Regions from separate parts of the Homo sapiens genome. Here region 2 is linked to region 1. Evidence: chromatin loops called from intact Hi-C (ENCODE). Cell type or tissue: PC-9. All regions are shown on one strand. Links, peaks and the distances in the headings refer to the core of each region. The heading gives the core; the rest is flanking DNA. Region 1 overlaps TEAD1 (TEA domain transcription factor 1). Region 2 overlaps TEAD1 (TEA domain transcription factor 1).

What was found. Hi-C counts contacts between places; a loop is a spot of excess contacts. Peaks named below come from ENCODE experiments on the same cell type or tissue, not always from the same donor. Only the 100,000 strongest peaks of a DNase experiment are listed, where the experiment ranks them.
Region 2: it touches region 1 in a loop (1.9-fold over the local background); 5 of 110 quality-filtered maps call a loop at or near these places.

What each region holds. Positions count from the first base shown.
Region 1 is chr11:12,800,084-12,805,462 of GRCh38, forward strand. The region is part of intron 3 of TEAD1 (TEA domain transcription factor 1); the gene reads left to right. Among named protein-coding and RNA genes, the nearest start is that of TEAD1-AS1, 120 kb to the right of the region's middle. In PC-9, for the core only: no CTCF peak of the experiment used is centred there; DNase peaks (open chromatin) are centred at 2,058, 2,778 and 3,238; H3K4me3 peaks cover 2,263 bases; H3K27ac peaks cover 4,762 bases.
Region 2 is chr11:12,751,427-12,756,805 of GRCh38, forward strand. The region is part of intron 2 of TEAD1 (TEA domain transcription factor 1); the gene reads left to right. Among named protein-coding and RNA genes, the nearest start is that of TEAD1, 80 kb to the left of the region's middle. RefSeq lists a silencer at 4,176-4,470. In PC-9, for the core only: no CTCF peak of the experiment used is centred there; a DNase peak (open chromatin) is centred at 2,785; H3K27ac peaks cover 1,241 bases.

The DNA.
Region 1 (5,379 bases), core at 264-5,263:
GGTTTAGCTGCACAGGCTTAGAAAGTTGGGTGAGAGAAGGCTTTGAGGAGAGATTAGAAGTTGGAGAGCCCATCTGTCGTGCCAGTATACAAAAATGTCCGTGGATGATGACTGCTTGCACCTCCAGAGCTAGTCTCCTCTAGGAAAAATCAACAGTCACCAGTGCAGGAGAATGAATGAGTCAGAGCTCTGGGTCCTGAGCCGGTTTTACCTCTTAGCTTTGTGATCTTGCATAAATTATCCAAAGGATCTGGACTGCAGTTTAGTTCAGTGTAGCAAGCTTTGATCAAACAGCTATGTGCCAGGTACTGTGGTAGGTGCTCTGGAGAGAAATACAAATTAGATAAGGCTTCTGCTCTTGGATAGTTCTCATACCAGCTGGGGAGACTGACAGGAAACACAGCGATGGTTCCTGCTGTGTTAGAGATACGTTCAGAGGGCTGATAAGGGAGGGGGACGCAAAGCATATCAATCAGGGAATTCTACTAAGGTGCTGATTCAAGGTCAGCTTCCCTCCTCCTGACCGCTGTACTTAGCACAGCACGTAGAGGGGACTGTAGGGAATGCAATGAAAGTGAATGGTGACAAAAAAATGAAAAAGAGCCTCAAGGCAGGAGCCATGGTTTTCTCCTCTGGGGTGGGAATTTTCTTCAATCTGGGAATACTGTGGTGGGGCCTCTCATCTTCCTTTCCTCCCTTCTCTGCCCCCAAGCACCATGTCTTTTTCCTAGCACAAGGCTAGTCTCATAGATTTCTAAGAGTCCTATATAGCTGTCTTTATCTTAGGCACTAGCCTAAGTACCCCTTGTGAATGGGGTTGGTTGCATCTTTGTGTTCTCAGTGTCAGCACCATGCCTGGCACAGAATTGGTGGTTTAAAAATTCTGTTGAATGCATGGATGGATGGGGATTGCTGGAAGCACAGCCTGGAAGGAGCAGAGGAAGGAGAGATTGAAACGAGAAGAGTGAGATGTCCCTGGGCAATGGCTGATGAAATTTAACCCAGGCAGGGAGGGGCTTGGGCTGAAAGCCTTATTAAAAAGCTGCCATCTGCAAAGCAAGAATTTAACTCCTTGGTTTCACAAGAAAAGAGTAAGTGTAGCCTAGAAATTGGGGCTGGATTTGAAAATTAGCCCCAATTCTGCAATTTTCACCGCAATAAAAGCTTCTCCAGTTATACATGGTGATTGGTCTTGATGGGCTATTGTGGACAGAGGAGGGTGCTAGGTTGGGGTGGACGGGGCCACAGCTCAGACTAAAAATCCCCTTTTCTCTCTTCATGAGCTTGGCTGCAGATGTAGAAACTAGAGCTAACAGCAGTTTTACCTCATCTTAAAGAAAAGTAGTAAATTAATGGAGGCTTTAATTAATTGCTGTGGTCTGTTGAGTACTTACTATAGGCTAAGGGCTGTAGGGAACACTTTAATTCACTGAATAATGTCAGTAACTCTGTGAAATAGATATTAGTGACCTATTTTGCAGATGCACAAACTGAAGCTCAAAGGGGTTTTCACAGATAGTGCAATACTAAGTTGGAGCCTTGGTTTGAACCTGAGCGTGTCTGCTTCCAAAGCCCATGCTCTTAGGTGGATTTTCAGTGATGCCAGAAGATGGTTGGACTTTCCTGAAGATGTTTATGTGCATTGTCGCCACAGAGTCAAACCAAGAATTGTATGGTTGTATTTCATTCAGAATCATAACATGCTTAATCCAGATGATGCCTCAGATGATGAAGGTGGGTTGCCCACAGGCTGTATTGATTGGTGATTCTTAAGAGTGTAAAAAAAGGAAATCACTTGATTTTGTTGTGGGGAGGCAGAATGTATCACACAATAGCTTGGTTGAGTTTGGCTTAATGTAGATATGTTTAATATAATTAGACTGAGGGCTGAAATGGGCACCTTCAGGTCACTGTGGAATGAGACAGAGCCCTCACTAGATTTTTGAGTCACTTGAGGTGGTTATGCCAAGCCCTGTTCACATTTCACACTTGAGTTTAAGTATTTGTGAAGGGAATATAGATCTTTGGTTTGAACTAGATATAGCTCAAAGGTTACCCATTCAGAACAGAGCATTTCAGCCTCAGGGCACCTACTTAGCCTCTAAGATGAGACCACATCTGAACCAGCCAAGTCAGCCTGGGATGAGGTTGGAGGAGAAAAATTCATGTGATAAGTCAGATTACAATTAACTTTTTTGTTATTACTTTTTGAGTGACCACAATGTGTGTGGGACTTCGAAATATGGAATAATGATGGGTTTTATTATTTCTTTTTGAGAAAAATCCAGTCACTTTTTTTTTAACCCGAGGAAGTTGAATCCTGAAGAAGGGGAGATTTATCTCTGCCCTTTGAACTTAAAGCCCATAAAGTAAAATATATAGTTTAAAACAATTACATGTTCCCCCCATCTCACCGCCGCCCGACCCTTCACAGATAGTGTTTGACAAAACACTATTTAGGAAAGTGCCTGACTGGTGGTGGAGGGGCCTTGCTTCCTGTGAATCTGCATTCCCTGTGCCACTTGCTTCCTTCCCTGAGAGGTTCTGGTGGCCAGGTGTTATGAATCCAGGTCAAGATGAAGAAAACACACTTTTGTCATTTCTTCAGGCATGTGGCCGACCCGACCGGGTCTCAGGTATTCCAGATATGAGCGATGTGCCGATTGCGCAAGGCTGGAAGCATTGCTCACTCGGAGATACCGAGGCCTGCTTGCCCCGAGCCCTTTGTTCTCCTGGTTGAAAGCAGTTAATTAGCAACTGTCTCCATAGCAACACCCTCATAGTCCAAAAACATTGTCTAGTTTTTCAGTTTAGCTTATCACACTGTTTACCTGAAGGGCTTTTCACTGCTCTGAGTCTCATTTGAGTTGGCGGCATGCCTGTTGGGGAAGTGAATTGTCAAGATAGAAAAAAACACCATGGTAGCAAGAAGCCGAGGAGACTTCTCTCTACCCAGCCCAACCCGGGCCCTGGATTCTGGGAAAACAGAAGTTGCGCCTGCCTAACATTTTCACCTGTATTTTTTTTTTTTGTTTTGCCATAAAACTGCTGTTCTCTCCACCAAGCCCTGAATTGTGAGGATTTTTCCCCCCTTTCCCCGAGAGGCTTTCTAAGCTCTTTAATATTCCCTGTTTATAGTACATTTCCATGATTAGTCATCTTGAAACCCCGAGTGTTCTCAGCCCCTGTACATTCGAGGAAATTTTGCTTCCCTGAGGGTCTTGGCATTTGCAAAGGCCCTTGGATGAAGGATTATGAGTCTGAATGTGAATTAGTCAGAGCAGCTTTGTTTTTAGGCATAATGAGGAAAGGCTTCTCTTTCTTGGTTTAAGTTCATTGTTTGTGGGAAGAAGGCAACTTCAGGTGGCTTGTTGGTAAAATAGGAAAGGAAACTGTAGCTTTTTTATAAGCCATGCAATGAAGATAATTTTCATAGCTTTCATGGACTGAGTGCAGTCTGTGTGGCCCTCCATGCCAGCTGTGTGGCCCTCTGTGCCTGCTGTGTGGCTCATGGCGCCAGCTGTGTGGCTCTCCGTGCTGGGACGCTTAGGAGCTTTTTATCTCACATCTGCAATGGGAAGACAGGAGGCAGATGGGAAAGAAGACTGCATTTCCTGAATGCCTACCACATTTCAGTTGCTGAGCCAGACTTTCACAAAATGAGGTCTCCTGTATCCTTCACAGCAAACCTGCTAACGAGGCCCTATTAAGTATTTTAAAGATGGGAAACTGGGGTTCCAAGGAGTCGTTGCCTGCCCAAGGTTGTGGAATTCTAATCTAGACCTGTTGGTTTATAGGACGCCAACACTTGTCCTGAAGCAGCGTTGTGGATTTGGTGGTGGAGTTAGGCGGTACGTATCACAGATTGCAGGGCTCTGGGAGACTTTTGCTAAGGAGGTTAGTTAGAATTTGGTGGTGTACATGTGTAATTAGATGCCTAAGTATGTCTCAGGAAATCATGAAGCTTAGGTCCAGTGATAAAATAGTAGAATTTAATTTTGAGGCACGTGTGCCAGAGCTTATTTACCCAAACAAATGTAATTCTCTTTGAAGTATTAACTTGGAAAGACTGTGCTTTGTGATATTTCCATTCTTCAGACCTTTTTAAGGAAACTTTATGGGAGCAAGTGCTTTCCCAGCTTGCAAAATACGGCTTTGAATGCATTCAGCAGACCATTCTTGAGCATTGAACTCCCCTTAATATGGGCAGAGAAGTATGGCTTTTCCCTAGCGGTGGTCCCTGGGACCTAGCATGGGTTCACCAAGAACGAGCCACCCCAGGCTAGCTTCGCTTCTTTCTCTGAAAACCTTATTAAGCAGAAAACTATAGTTTATACAATGCATAAATGAGACCTTTGATCTGCTTTTTAATTTTATCTACTGTGTTGAAAACAGAGACATAGTCTGAGCTGAATGCAAGAACTATGGTCTGAACTGCCCCTTAGTTAATACCTAAGAGTGACAAACATGTGTTGTAATGGGAGATCAGTACTATGTGATTTTTGTTGACTGTGCGATCACAGTAAGTTTGTGATGTGGCTTCTGCAGAAGCGAGTGTTACCTCGGAGTGTGCAGATAGAGGAGGATGCATACCATGTTAGAACACACTTGGAGCCAGGGGTTCTGTTTTCCTTCCTTCGCTCCCTGCCTCTCTCCACTATACTGTATGCCAGGTACCTTTCTATGTGTTGGGATGCAAAGGTGGACAAAAGAAAGCCCCTTTAGAGAGAACGTAAAAACTAGGGTTTCTTCAGAGGGCAGCACCCCAGATGATAAAGAGAAGAAACCACATGTCACACAAAATCATTCAAAGGATGGGGTGGATGTGGGAGTGGTAGTATTTGCCCTGACTTAGAAAAGACTCTGCAGAGACATGGGTGAAGAAGCAGCACATTTGTCCAGTAGACTCTAGTTATAATCTTAAAAGGCAGTCACATTTTGGCTCAATTATAAAAAAGATATTCTTCACAGTCCTGCAAAGGTGGACTGGGCTTCTGCTTTAGGATATAGCGAGAAGTATTGAAGCAGGGATCAAAAGACCATTTGGTGGCTTACTGTGAAGGTCAACAATATAATGAATCTCCTTTAAAATTTCCAGTCATGAAAATTGTATAAGTGAGCAGGCATGTCATCTGCCTGCAAGACACATGCTAGTAATGAAGGAAGATGTATATCACAATGAACATGCCTGCTTTATATTGTTTATTTATTTCTTTGGGGGCAGCTGAATATGATCAATTTAGAGATGTTAGAACATTTGTAACTATAGTTTGTGAGATGGGCAATTTTAACTGCAGGAAGTCTTCAGAATCACAGCACAGGTTCAATTCACTGTGGTTGTTATGTCATAATTATATATTGTGGATGTCTAATTCCTTT
Region 2 (5,379 bases), core at 290-5,289, 49 kb before region 1:
AAGGTGCTACCTGTGGGAACACAGAGGAGTGGGGAAAGGCCAGGTCAGGCTTCCCAGTGGAGGGGCTTGAAGTCTTGCAGGTATGTGTACTTATTTGTCTCGCTGCTGGAGAGGGTGCTTGTTGAGGACAGGGAATGTGGTATCTTTATCTCCATATCCAGTGCTTGGGACATATGGCTGAAGGGACAGGGGTGGGAGGGGCTCTCAGTAAATGCTTTTACCACATTAAATTGAAACAGATAATTAGAAAACAGAAACTTTCCCTTTCATATTTATACCCTATCATGTTTCAGAATCATTTTAAGGCAGCATGCAAGACTGTAAAATAGCATAAATAGAAGGTGGGAGAAAGAATGGAGAAAAAGAAGAGGATAGAGGTGAAGACTAAATGTGGACTTAGGAATGAAACCAAACTTGCCGACCAAAACCACCTCTGAGCACTCTCTGAGGGGCCTGCCAGTGTGGCTCAGTGCACTTTGGTGGCTACTGAGTAAAGGAAAGGCCAATGGCTTGACCACGAGGTAAAAAACACATTGTGTTTTGTTTGCTGTAGAACTTTCCTTTGGGATCTTTGTAAAGATCAGTCTGTGTGACGTGATGAGCAGCGTCTTCCACATCCTTGCATTCACTCTAGAGACAAATCCCATTGGCTGTTTCTTCTAATAACCCTTCATATGCTGATGGCAGCACATCAAAGCATAATTCAAAAAAGGCAAATGTATTCAGAGCTCCTGGAATAATCTTTCTCTAAGGTAACTGGAATCAGAAAGGCACTGAAACAGGGCAGTTTTTTTTTTTTTTTTTTTTCATTTCTTTCTTTTTTTTTAAAATAATTTTTATTGAAGTCCAACTTACATACAGAAAAGGGCACACACATCATCAATATTGAGTCCCTTGTGTTTTTCCATTTGAATGCATTGGCATCCAGAGCCATTGATCTATTGATCTGCACTGACATGACCAGAACCTCCTAAGCCTCCCCACGCTGCCTTCCAGTCAGTACTCCCAACCCTAAAGGGTGGTTGCTACCCTGACTTCTAATAACGTAGATGAATTTCGTTAGTGTTTGAACTTGGTATGAACGGACGCAGACAGTATAGTATATATTTCTTTGTATCTTTTTTTTCCTCAATATTGCGTTGGTACAATTCACCCATGTTGTTACTTGCAGTTGTCATTTATTTATATTCTATTGCTGTCCCATAGAACTTTCTGTGGCTGTGAAATGATTTTTGTCTGTGCTGTATGACACAGTAGCCATTAGCCACTTGTGAATATTGAGCTCATGAGATACAAGTAGTGTGACTGAACAACTGAATTTTTAATCTTATTAATTTACATTTAAATTCACAAATGTGTCTAGTGCCTACTGCATTGGACAGTACAGCTGTATACCATTCTATTTTATGAATATGCTACAGTTTTTTTTTTTTTAAGACAGTGTCTCACACTCTCTCAGGCCAGAGTGCGGTGGCGTGATCACAGCTCACTACAGCTTGACCGCCTGGGCTCAGGTGATCCTCCTACTTCAGCCTCTGGGGTAGCTGGGACTACAGGCATGCGCCACCAACACCCAGCTAATTTTTTTTTTTTTTTTTTGTAGAGATAGGGTCTCACTATGTTGCCCAGGCTGCTCTCAACTCCTGCGCTGAAGCAATCTGCCCATCTCGGCCTCCCAAAGTGCTGGAATTACAGATGTGTTCCACAGCGCCCAGCCTGATTATACTATAGTTTATATGTCCTATTGTTAATAAAAATTTGGCTGTTTCTGTCTGTTACAAACAATGAAAATATAAACATTCCTATACCTGTCTTTTGGTGAACATAGGCATGCATTTCTTTAGCATCTCTACCTGGGATTTGGAATTGCTGAATCAGGAGGTATGCATATAATCAGTTTTGGTATGTAGATATTGCCAAAGAGTTTTCCAGAATGATTGTACCAATTTGCGCTCTCATCAGTTCTTTGAGAATTCCATTTACTCCATCTCCTTGAAAATCCTTAGTATTAGTCTCTTTACTGTAGCTCTTCTAGTGGCTGGATAGAGGTATCACATTGTTTTAATTTGCATTTCTTTAATAACTAGGCATGTTGAACACCTTTTCATATGTTTATGGGCCATTTGGTTATGTTTCATAAAATACATTAGCTTTTTACTTTTTTTTCTATTGGGTTGTCTGATTTCTTATTGTTTGGAGTTCCTGTAGGATGAAGGATATGAGTCTCTGTTGAATAAATGTGTTGCAAGTATCTACTTTGTGGCCTGCTTTGATTTTCTTAATGGTTCTTTCAAGAAAGCGAGTTCTGAGTTGTGATTTGGTCCAGTTTATCATGTTTTTCCCTCCTGATTAGTGCTTTTGTGTTCCTTTAAAGTATCCTCGACTACTTTATGGCCATGTAGGTAATCTGCTAAGAATCCTTATAAATTCTTTACTGGTTTTTTTACTTTCAGATCTAAAGTCTATTTCAGATGGATTGTAAACTATTGTGTGTGGTGGGGTCAATTTTTATTTTTTTCGTATGGCTATCAATCAACCTGGCTCATGTATCAGGAAAAAAATTTCTTTACTCAGGGTAATGCAGTGTCACTTTTGTTACAAATCAAGTGAACGTATGTGTATGAGTTTGTTTCTAGATTCTCTAATCTGATTCCTTGGCCTATTTTCATTATCTTTGTGCCAGTACTATACTATTAATGACTAAGCTTTGCATTGAGGTTTCATATTGGGCAGTTTAAGTCGTTCAGCTTTGATTTTCTTCCTCAAGATTGCACAAGAGCTGCATTTATTCAAACAGGTTCATTTTATTTGTTGTTTTATGTTGTCTCACTTTTATCCAGCATCCCAATGTTATTTGACACTGTCCTAGGTTGTAGAGGTCACACAGGCTCTGCCTCTGCCTCTGCCCCGGAGGAGTTTTATGATCATGTTTTGGGACTTAGAAATATCCATGTGTGATTTGGGTATGCTTTGAGGATCTGTATGCTCAGATCCATTAGAAATGGGTAAAGGCAGACCAGATCTGACACCCACACAAGAGAAAGTGACAGCCTGATTTCTGATAGTCTAGAGACTATCAGACTTCTGCCTGTTACAAACAATGAAAATATAAACAGTGGGAAGGCAAACAATGTGATGAATTGTGGTTTTGGTTCCTTAGGTTGACAGGAAAGAGTTTTTTCCTTTTGGGCATGTTAGAGCCTAGATTTTGGATCCTGATGTGAGTGCTGATGAAATCCATTTGGATCCATTAGATCCTGAGAGCACTGAATGTCAGGAGCTGTGGTTGAAGGACCAGAGCAGGGCTTGGCCTTCGCAGTTTAGCTCTTTAAAATGCCATCCTGATTCAGGTTTTCCTTGTTGATTGGCTTATGACTCAATCAGGAGTGAAGTGTGGATTTCCCTATTGCTTCTCTCCCCAACCCCCAGAATGCCTGTCTCAATAATTTAGGATAGATGGGGCATGGCCAGAATGAGAGAAGCATCCAAAGTCATAGAAGCTGGTGGAGAAGGCCCTGGACTACTTTTGTATGCAAAGTAGGGAGGGCCGTTTCTGATGCAGCACAATTAGAATTCTGAATCAGCCAAGGGGGCCGCATCTGGGCAGATTGCTGCTGGGACCTGGAGTGAGGCCAGTGCCAACATATCATTTAAGTTGGCTGTCAACAGACTGTGTAACATTGGGTGAGTCTCACCTGGCCTTTAGTAAGCAGGGATGACTCTCCAGGCATTTACCTATAGACTTCCCTCTTAGGGAGCCATTTCTAATGGTATAAGACCCATTTCTAGGCATTCCATCAGTCATGCAGCTGAGGGGACTTCTTGAAATGGTGTATATACTTATATTTATCTTGTATGTTAATGTCTTTTTACTTCTACTTTTGATTTTTACTTTATGCTCATTGTCATTTAAAATACCGAGTTATAATAATCGGATGGTGAATCGTACCAACTAAGAAAGTGATGTGATCCATAGGTTAGTGGCTAAGGAGTGTTGTTTTCCTGGTGTTTTCTTTATTTTTAGTAAGCATTATGGTTGGTTAGTCTACCCCAAGTGTATGTTGACTCCACAGGCTACTGGAATTGGGGAGTTAGTCTTAAGGTTTTCTTTGACTGTTACTCCTGGGAAAAGGCTTATGAGTTTTCCTTTTGAAATACTGACAGCTCCTTACTGCTAACAGTTGGGACGTTTGCTCTCTTAAAGCAGGAAAGAAGCTTCTGTTTCTGGGGTTGAAATGTGTTTCCCGAGGTTAAGTTGTCCATTTCCCAGGGTGGGAGTGACTTGGGCTACGAGTCATGTCCTCTGGTTCACGCTCACTTTGGGCATGCACTGTCTTGGTATCAGGTCTTTGCTTTGGAATGGTCAGATAGGATAGATTGCCTGAAACTGGGTCTGTGGCCTTGTCCTTTTGAAGGAGTCCACTGATAAAGAACAACAATGATCAGCTTGACTGGTGGTAGTGACGGGAGAAAGGAAGGGGCAGGATTTCTGTTCTCAATGGCTAACAGATTCATTAAGGGGATGGGGTGGGCTATTCCCCTAAAGGCTGGTAATGCAGAGTGGTCCCATCAGAGCTGCATAGCATGAAATCAATCAGAGCTTTTCTTGAGCTGTCACCTGGGCAAGTACTTAGGGCTGATGGAGCGGAGAATTAATCAGGGATTCTCAGGAGGGTAATGCTAAGTCCTCTAATGGGATGCTTAGCATTGGGGCTTGGTGAAGAGATATTGGCTTGTTGATGGGATTCTGTTGACACGGAAGTGATTTTTGAAAACGAGAAGGAGTAATTATCCACTCCTCCCTGCTGAAATTAGAGGGAACCTGTTGGCATTGGCACCAAGGCTCACTGGCTGCTGCTGTCGTTGTGGCACATGTTGCCTCAGTTCTCAGCATCAGCATTCCCATTCCCTGAGAATTCTGCCCTGTCTCTGACAATGACATACTTTCTGTGCTTCCATCTCTTCTGTGGTTGCCTACAAAATCCAGGCTGCCAATCTTCACTTGTATTTTTCTCAGGCCACTTGTTAGCAAGGTTGGCTAGTGTCTTAAATGGTAGGAAAATAATAACACAACCCACTTTACATATGCAAAAGCAATTAACCATTATTAGTGTCTGACATTCCTCTCAGCTGCCCACAGCGGTGAGTCAGGATCATCACTATTCATTAGGAATTAATTAGACTGTCCTTGATGATATCAGTCATCTACAGAGCTAAGAATTCAGCACTGCCTACATCCTACTGTCTAGTGAGGGTATAGTGTATTTGATATTCCCATAGAATGTGCATTCTGTTTGGAAAATGACTCCTAGATTGAATCTCTGTTAAGTATAGGACTTTGGACAACTTATTTAGGTCTCTGAACCTCACAAGGTGGGG